2 separate regions of the Homo sapiens genome follow, and region 2 is linked to region 1. Evidence: chromatin contacts called from ENCODE Hi-C data. All regions are on one chromosome and are shown on one strand. Each heading gives the region's core, a stretch centred on a gene start or an enhancer-like site at or near the end of the contact. The rest is flanking DNA. Distances are from core to core; before and after follow the strand shown. Region 1 overlaps LOC105374971 (a long non-coding RNA gene). Region 2 overlaps LINC03005 (long intergenic non-protein coding RNA 3005).

Evidence for each region. A loop is a pair of places that touch in the nucleus more often than their neighbours do. Pooled maps may share reads with other maps.
Region 2: a loop to region 1 is called in a map of cardiac septum, with 6 times the contacts of the local background. The contact joins two enhancer-like sites. A Hi-C loop is called at or near these places in 3 of 168 maps with a recorded cell type or tissue (Right ventricle myocardium inferior, cardiac septum and heart left ventricle) and 5 of 50 pooled maps.

The regions. Positions count from the first base shown.
Region 1 is chr6:22,468,862-22,473,737 of GRCh38, forward strand. The region is part of intron 4 of LOC105374971 (a long non-coding RNA gene); the gene reads left to right. Among named protein-coding and RNA genes, the nearest start is that of HDGFL1, 98 kb to the right of the region's middle. Within about 2 kb of position 2,355, at least 10 of the 41 ENCODE cell types and tissues checked have a DNase peak (open chromatin) inside an H3K27ac peak, as active enhancers do.
Region 2 is chr6:22,666,109-22,670,984 of GRCh38, forward strand. LINC03005 (long intergenic non-protein coding RNA 3005) reads right to left here. Exons shown (of 3, transcript NR_134614.1): 2 at 887-931. The region is part of intron 3 of LOC102724736 (a long non-coding RNA gene); the gene reads left to right. Among named protein-coding and RNA genes, the nearest start is that of LINC03005, 49 kb to the right of the region's middle. Within about 2 kb of position 2,368, at least 2 of the 41 ENCODE cell types and tissues checked have a DNase peak (open chromatin) inside an H3K27ac peak, as active enhancers do.

The DNA of each region.
Region 1 (4,876 bases), core at 1,105-3,604:
GGTTTCTGTACAGTATAGTCTTGGTAGCTTTTGATGCTGTTAGCTTTTACTATAGTATGAGCTGGTTCTGTTTGTATAGGAAGGATTTTGCTTTGTTCCCCTATTGCTTGAACTAAGAGAGAAATTCTAGTTTATTTGTGTGTGAATTAGAAGTAGCAAAAGCACCACTCAACATTAAATCAGACTCTCTTTGTATGAAACGGCCATTTTGATTCTAATTTTCTTTGACCAGGATGAGGCATTCATTCACAGCAAAGTGAGTAAATCTCATAATAATAAAAATGACAGATGTTAAAGTATCCAGTTAAAATAAAGTGAGTGCAATTGATTCTTTTTTCCATTTGGACCTTTGGTGCTTTGACACATTTGGGACCTGTTAAAGTTGTTAAAATACTAGTATGTTTTAGGTGTTTTAAATATGTTACCTTATTAATTCTAATGATAATTCTCAAGGCAAACATGGTACTGTTTTCATCCCCATTTGTAGATGAGAAAACGGAAGCAAAGAAAAGTTAAGTGTTTCTTCAACTTAACAAGTTGATTACTGGTGAATTGAATCTAGGGAATCTGACTCCAGATATCTCGCTTTTAAATGGATGCTTTATGGCTAAGGTTCACTTGCTTCTTTGCAAACAAACAAATCCAGTGTTTCTGTTTCCTCTTGTAGGTAACTGTCTATTGACTTAATATTACAACAATCCACATTATTTCAACATTTCTTAACTTTTCTTTTCGATCCTTCTTGAGTGGCAGGATTGTTGAGTAGATAAACAAAATGTAATATGTTCATACAATGAAATATTACTCAGCGATGAAAAGGAATGAAGTACTGATACATGCTACAACATGAATGAACCTTGAATACATTATGCAAAGTAAAAGAAGCCAGGCACAAAAGGATACATATTGTATGATTCCATTAGTATGAAATGTTCAGAATAGACAAATCTAGAGACAGAAAGTAGATAAATGGTTGGCAGAGGCTGTGGGGAGGGAGGCAATAGGGATTGGCTGCTAATGAGGATGGGTTTTTTTTTGGTAAGACAACTACTATTAGGTCCCTGCTCCAGTCTTTGTCTCAGAACCAAGTTTTGGTATCAAGACAACCAGAAAGAAATATCATCCTTCTGTGGCCTCACGCAGTGAAACTTCTGCGAGTGACAAACTTTCCCAAAGAACCCACGGTAGTCTTTGCATCTATATACTTATACTAAAGTTTCCCAAATAATTAATAAGCATTTCTCACCCACAGGTTACTCATCTTAGGGCTTAATTTGTAAAGCTTCTTGAAAGCTTTGGTATCCAAAGTGTGGCTCTAGGCCTACACGGCCACTGCTTAGAAGCATGTTACAAATGTAAATTCTGGGGCCTCACTTAGGCCTATTGAATTAGAGTCTGCATTTTAACAAGGTCCTTAGGTGATTCCTGAGCATCATGAAGTATGAGAAGCTCTGCTTTAAAGAACAGACATGCCTACACTGCCAGAATGTGATTCAAAGACCAAAATCCCACCTCTGCCAAATATTGGCCATGTAAATGTGAGCAAGTCGTATAGAGACTGTGAGCTTCAGTTTCTGCATCTGTAAAAGAGATCACATAACCAACAGCACAGGGTTGTTGAAGGATGATAGTAGAACCCATGAAAAGTATTTGAAATGGTGCTGGGTATACGTTGTCAAAGCAAGGCTGACCCTGTGTGGACGTGACTTTTGATGTCAGGATGAACTCCAGAGCAAGGGCAACCTCGTCTTTTTGGTCCTGCCCTGGGACTTCCCCAGGCCAGAGTGGCATGGGTGGCAGTGGAAGTGGGAGGTGAGGCGGTCATGCATTTGTGGTGGCCAGGGGCCTGGAAAATCTGATGTCAAGGAATGTCCCAGAAGCAGGAGGAAGGTTGACAGGGCTCAGGGAGAGACCCGCTTCCTTTAGCTTTATCAGTATATTCACACACAAGGATTTTTGCACATCTAGCCTCAAACCAAGGGACAGTCCAATGAGAGAATTGAAAAGGGGAAATGTAAGTCAGCAATAAAGGACTTAAAACATAAGAGAGAGAACTAAGAAGGTAGGAAAAAAGGAGTGATAACCACACCCAGACTCTAAAAGAGCTCTGAGGATAATCAGTTTAGCCCGCAGCAGAACCTATTGTACAGGCAGATCTTCCCGGTCTCTGCCCCTGTGGGGTTTGCAGGTGAATGCATTGATAGAGGGGGAATTTTCCTATTGCCACTAACAGGCTCAGGACACATTTTCAGAATGCATTATAAAAACAGCACTTCCTCAGCGTCCCTCACTGTGGTCACACTTCCTGATCAACATGGATTTTGTTATAATAGTTTCTCTCTGTTGACAGAAATGTAGCTGGCAAACTCAGGCAGCCTGCAGCTGGATCCTGAGCCAAAACAAACACACCCTTTGGCTCCTCCTAGCTCCAGATGATTGTAGTTTTTGACTAGGTGCCCTGGCAGCCTCCATGGCTATCATTGTTATTATTTCAACTTATTGTAAACTTTCTAAAATAATTCGAGTAAAGATATATATTCCATGATAGGACAAGGGTCAGCTAAGTTCACTGTAAGAGGAGAAAACACAGAGCGAGGTGTAAAGCTGCCTGGGGCAGTGTTCTTTAGAAATAGAGATTCATGACCTTCTAGATCCCCTTTCCAGTGTCCTGTTGCCTGAACTGTTTTTCACATTATAGGGGCGACATGATACACTGAGTGTAAAATATGCCAACATGATCTAGAATCTACTGGTTATTTTTGCACCTGGTTTTAATTCTGGCCACCAGAAAGTAAAATAAAATAAATAGGATCTTCAGTTTCATTTTTTAAAATTTATATTATTTCTTTTTTTCATATTTCTATTTCTATCTCTACTTTCGTTTTGACATTTCTATGTATTAGATATTACCATGAACTCCTGAAATTGTGGCAAATTGAGTGGGTAGTAGAGTTAAAGTCTCTCTCTGCCTTTTTCCAATCTGCTCTCATTTTCACTTATTTATGTGCTTCTTCCCCCTGTCTCTGACACACGCCAGTGCCTCCCAGACTCCTAAGCAGGTGTGTATGTGCTGGAAACTTCCACCAGGGCTTCCCCATTGTGTCCTAAATCCCACTTTCCGCCGCGCTGCTTCCTCACCCTCTCTGTCTGTTTCCTGCATCTATTTCTGTAACTTTCATTAAACACTTGTTGTCTGCCTTGGGTTGTTAAGATGCTGGCTTCTCTGACCAAAAGGTGTTGTCACTTTTAAATCTTCCTTGTTTGCATCCTCATTTGTCCTGGCAATGTTATTTTGCACTAAAGAGACTGTGAAGATGAGTTTATAGAATTCCTTAATTCCATGATATCTTGCTCTGGGCCACTAAAAGGGGGATGAAAGAATGTGATAATACATCTTTATTATTTTCCAAATGCTAAAAGAGGTAACCAAGCTCATGATATTTCATAGAAATCCTCTACTGAAGTAAACGGAGACAGTGCCACGCAAACCGACAATTAGTTCCCAAAGACCTGAGTCCTCAAGTTGGCTTGTCTTCCTTTTACTCTATGTCTTAAGTTTGTGGTACATATACACCATAGAATACTATGCAGCCGTAAAAAAAATGAGATCATATCCTTTCCAGGAACATGGATGGAGCTGGTAGCCATTATTCTTAGCAAACTAATGCAGGAGCCAAAAACAAAACACTGCACGTTCTCACTTATAAGTGGGAGCTAAATGATGAGAACATATGGACACATAGAGGGGAAAAACACACACTGGGGCTTACTAGAGGGTGGAAGATGGGAGGAGGGAGAAGATCAGGAAAAACAACAAATGGTTACTAGGCTTAATACCTGGGTGACAAAATAATCTGTACAACAAACCCCCATGGCACAAGCTTATCTATATAACAAACCTGAACATGTGCCCCTGAACTTAAAATAAAAGTTAAAGTTAAAAAATGAGCTAATTTAAATAAGCAACAATTATGTCATTTTGCCCCTCATGACCTATGGCTTTTGTCAACATCGTCAGGATATATGTCAGGTTTTTCCTTCAGTCAAAAGACAAAATTACAGCACATTTACTTGAACAATCTATTTTTTCATTATATTTTAAGTTTTCGGGTACATGTGCAGAACGTGCAGTTTTGTTTCGTAGGTATACACATGCCATGGTGGTTTGCTGCACCCATCAACCTGTCATCTACATTAGGTATTTCTCCTAATGCTGTCCCTCCCCTACCCCCAACCCCCCTACAGGCCCCGGAGTGTTATGTTCCCCTCCCTGTGTCCATGTGTTCTCATTGGTGAACAATCTATTTGGCTTGTAGTTGTGATTCTAAGATTGGGCAACATTGGCCAGGCGCGGTGGCTCACGCCTGTAATCCCAGCACTTTGGGAGGCTGAGGCGGGCGCATCATGAGGTCAGGAGATCCAGACAATCCTGGCTAACACGGTGAAACCCCGTCTCTACTAAAAATACAAAAAATTAGCCAGGCGTGGTGGCGGGCGCCTGTAGTCCCAGCTACTCGGGAGGCTGAGGCAGGAGAATGGCATGAAGCCCAGAGGCGGAGCTTGCAGTGAGCCGAGATTGCGCCACTGCACTCCAGCCTGGGCGACAGAGCGAGACTCCGTCTCAAATTAAAAAAAAAAAAAAATTGGGCAACACCTCATTCTACAAAACAGAATTCTATACAATAGAGAGTGTGTTGCAATGAGCTGAGCAGAGGAGAGTGGCTTTCAGTTAGAAAAAGGTTGAAGAAGGCAGAGACAAAGAATGAAAAGTGGATTGATCATTCCAGAATGACTTTCTTTATAGGTTTCAGCAGTGGGAAATTCCTTAATATGCCAGCTCAGGTAAACTAGGTTTCTTCTGGTTGATTGCTGTCAA
Region 2 (4,876 bases), core at 1,118-3,617, 200 kb after region 1:
AACACCACTACCTAGTACCTTCTCTCCCAAATGTATGCAGTGACATCGTCTCAACCTGGAACCCTTTAGAGAGGAGTCATGCTAATACTATTACCTCTATAATTTCCAGATGTGATGCAATAACTAAAATAGATCATCCTTTACCAAAGAAGAGAGGCAGAAAGACAGAATCAGGTAAATTAGAGCTGATAGGTCTTGGGACAATTGCACAAGCTCTTCAAACCTAAGTGATTAGAAAGTGTCCATGTTTTTCATTAGTCAAATACTTGCCACATGATCATAAACCTGACCTCTGGTTGATTGCCTGCATAAAGGATTCAGTGACCAAGATGGAAGTCGTTATATTTGTCTTAGGAAAATAAGAAGTGAGCTCACGCATTTTAATTTTAAATCTGCATTGAATAAAAAACTCTGAAAACACAGAGCAAGTTATAAATTCAGGAAGAAATGATTTCCAGGACTCTCTTTCTAAACAGAATGCATTAAAGTAGCTGGAAAATTGTCCATTGTAGAGCTAAACAAAGATGCTTCATTTCTCATCCCTTTCCATTAAGTGAGAAAATAGAGCACGCCAACCAAAGAAATCAAAAATAACTCTCCTCAGCAAGCTTAAGGAACATTTTCCACAGCTTAGGTCATTGGTCATTGGGATCAAATGAGAGGAAATTTTGAGCATTCCACCCAGAGCTCATGGTGGGGTCCACAGTGTGTGTGGATATAGACAGCATGCATTTGTGAGAAATCAGCCTCAGAATGTGCTTGTCAAAGCCAATTTAAAAATATTCTATCACACTGTTAGGAAACACCTCATTATGAGAAGGAACTCTGCTTTGGGGTGGTTGGTATAAACAAACACAACGTTTTAACTTTATAGATTAATGCATACCTGATATTTTGTATAATACTTTAAAGACCGGGTATCTTAGGAGATCTGAGAACATAGAAACCAAGAAACATATTAACTCCTGTAATGGAAATGCATAAAACATAAACTTAATAAGCACCAAGCTACAATGTATTTTTGTGCCTGGATTATCCAATTGAGATATTTACATATATTAAAGTTACTGTCAGTTCTCCATATCACTTTTGTGCTTATAAATCCGGTGAAAAAGGGGCCCAGGCATTAATATATTATTTATTCACTTATTTGCAAGATGTATCTAGCACATAGCCTTTAAATAGCTAACAGCATTGTGTCTGGGCACTCTGCACTTGCAATATTTAACATTAGGTCCTTGGTAACAAGCAAGTAAGTGGGGGATTGTTCCGACTTGTTCGAGTATTGTGGCCATGTGGAGGGATAAAACAATTTGGATTTATTGGAATGAATTCCAATTAGAAAATAAAAGAGTAAACCATGACATGGTTCAAACATTTCTAATTAATATTCTGATGAACGATAATTCTGTGTCCCTAAAGATACTAAATTCATGTTAATATTGGATATAACAGCCCATTGAGACACTATCCTTGGGTGGAATTGACACTGATCACATTTCAAGGTAGGTTTATGGTCAGGTAACAAAATGTTTATGCACTCATACACAGCAATAGCAGAAAAATTCTACTTTCTTTTTTTTTTTCTGATAAGAAGAAACCTCCCAGGACGTATCTGTGGCCCCTTGAGAGCTTCTGGTTGTTTTTCACGTCTGCCTGTATTCACTTCTTCCCTCCATTCCTTCTCTGAATGATCTGTAGGTAAATACCTCAAAATTATTCACAGCATTGTAGTCTCAGCACTGTATTGCTATAGGATGTCATGCTGGGTTGAAGGGTGAGATTTTAGAGGCACAGGGGAATGAAACAAGGTGGCCAATATCACATAGGCAGTTAGTGAGCAGAGGAACCCTCTGAGTTCCTTCCTTCTTGTGGTCATTAGGGAGTGAACATGGACTTGGTTTCAATTAAGGCTTGTGCTGACATCCAATGTCTATTGAAGGACTTTGTGCATATTGCACAATGCTCTTCCGGTTGGGATAGCTTCCTCTGTGTTAGGTGACCCAGTATCCTACTGGAGTCTTTCCTCCAAAATGGGTGGGAAGCAGAGGGTTTTTGTTTGTTTGTTTGTTTGTTTTTTTGTTTCAAGTATATAAGGGAAGAAATCCACTGTTCCTAAAGGAGAAGAGAATTCCTATTCCCAAGTATTTCTTGCAGAGAGAAACACATGTCCACTGGGCTGCTGAGCTCAGGTACTCTGTGAAAGGGAGCTGGGAGTTTGGGCCTTATCCTCAAAGAATAATCGAAAATACTTGCACTCTGCACTGGGTGATCTCACAGTCCTCTCTATCGGTATCTCTGTGGATATGGCTCTTCAGAATCTGCCAGCACCTTGGAAGGACTTCAAACCACATCTTTTCAGCAATGACCTGAGTTTACATGGTCTCTCTGTGACAGCAGCCAAGTGATCTGGCCCGGATTTTTGTTCCATGCCTGAACTCATTCTTTGCTGATAAAGTTAAACCTATTCTGATTGCCTATTTTTGCATCTTGTGCATTCCACAGGGAATTCCACAAGTTCAGGATAGCTCTCACTCAGTACTGCTCTATTTGAAAATGCTACATGGAATCCTGGTTACCACCACCAAGGCTTGTACATCTCTGCCTGTTTTCCTGAAAATTGATCTCCCAACTCATTTTGCCAGGTCATCTAGTTTTGTTCTGAGGTTAAATGTACTCAAAGTAAGAAGAGATATTTTCCCTCTGTATTTATTAGATGAAAGTATTGTGGCCGAAGACATGTCCTGGGGACACACTTTCCTGCTACCCCTTCCCCTTCCTGGTGCACGTCTGCTCTGAAGCACACAGCACACTGTAACACTGCAACATGTCAGAAGGAAGCTGTAATGAGGTGTGATAAGGCCTAGTTCCAATCCTGTATTTAACTCCCCGTTTGCATTTAGGTAAATCTTTAAAATCTCTTTAAACTGCAGGTTCCTCATATCAAGCTCAAGGAGATGTCCAGTGTACTGTGTGGGCAATATATGTAAGAGTGTTTAAAAACATTTTAAAAGGCAGATTAGTACAAGTATAGAGTAGTTTTTGACATAGAGTGGTATACGGCAGTTATAGAACAGTCATTGCTTTTCATTTTGTCTGTCTTTCCTCTCCTTCTTTTTATTTCTGCTGGCTCATCCCTTTTTTCAACTTGCTTGAATTAGTGACATCCAGCTATACATCAGGTATATGGCAAGTCCTGGGAATTGAAGATTAATAACACAGCTCTCTATTCTTCAATAGCTTATAACCCCATCATAGAGACCCACCAAACCAGTGATTACCCTGTGAACACCCTGACAAGGGCATCTAAATGAGCTGTTAGCATCAGACAAGTCTTCCTGGATGAGTTGATATTTCAAATGAGGTTTGAAGGAAAGGATGCAGGAGATAACAAGTTGAAGAAGAAATTGTTCCCATTAAAAGAAAATGGTGCATACAAACGCTCGTGGATAACACAGCATTAAGTATTTGGGAACCTAAATCAGCTGGCATTGCAGCAGCACAATGTATTGGAGAGACAGGGCCGGGAATGAGGCTAGAATGATGGTCAGGGCCCTCACCAGTGATATGAAAAATCTTAGTCTTTATCCAAGGCTTAAACAATGACTTGTTTAAGGAGAGATCAAATCTGTGTCTTGCATGTGTGCATGCCTGTGGGTTGTGGGGACCAATTGCCATATAATATTTTTCATTTTGAGATGATCCATTTGTACTCTCTATCCTCAAATATATAAATTAACTGGTTCGGTGATGTCCTTCAAGGTGATTGAAGTTTTAATCCATCATAAAATGAGAGTAATTTGAATTTCTTAAAATTGGTAGGTGTTTCAGTGGCCTGGCTTGAATTAGTGATTTGATTAAAATCCAAATGTGAGGAAATAGAACTTCACACTCCCAAACCACAAGCACAATAGCCATTCAATTGGACTCATTAGGGCAGTTGTAGTCATTATGTCATGGGACAAATAGGTGTGGTGACTAACTTAAATGACCATTCATGGCATTTATTTTAAAAGAACTGAATTTGAAAAACACTTGTAATGGCTCACTCAGTCATGAATAAAGACACATTAATTTTCACTTAACAAAATATTTAATTCCCTTAAATAATTTCAAAATAAAATGCAGCCATCATGATGAAAAATGGCCCTCCAAAAATAATGATGATTAGGATTAGATATTAATCATGATAGAGATTATGGACCATCACATTACTTTGCTCAATATATTGACTCTGCTCTGTCAATTTCTAGGCTTTCCATATTTTTTAGCTATTCTGATGGTAAAAATTAATTTATGGAAATTAATTTATATCTAAATGAAAGTAAACCAATTAACAATAGGAAGCTTTTAAGGGAAAGGTTTTTAATTATTGCCAGTGTTATTTTTAAAGGCTTGTGATTTCTATTAAATTTTTCCAACCCCTGTTTCTGTAATTTATTGGTGCTAAAGACAGTATTTTATTAATTCAGCAATGAAGATTCATTGTATGTTCTGTACTCACAAATTATTTGGTTTTCTTTCTCCTTTTCCTTCCCTTCCTCTTTTTCTACCTCTTTCTTCTTTTACTATTCATTACATGTAATCTTTTTTTACCCCCATACAATCTTTGGCACTGATTTTTGTCAAGCTTTTGGACAAACGCCTCTTCTTGCTTATTTTTGGATACAGAGTTTCACCCCATGGGAATTAATTTCCTGACCTCTCCTGACTTTTAATAACTAACACACCCACTCTAACCGACATCTATCCAGTTACAGTCTATTCATAATCTTGGAAATTAGTTGAGATTACTTAAAAATATTTGTCTATTATTAACGTAGGAATAGCAACTTAGGCACATTTCCGGGTATTTCTTTTTTCAGGTCAAATTGAA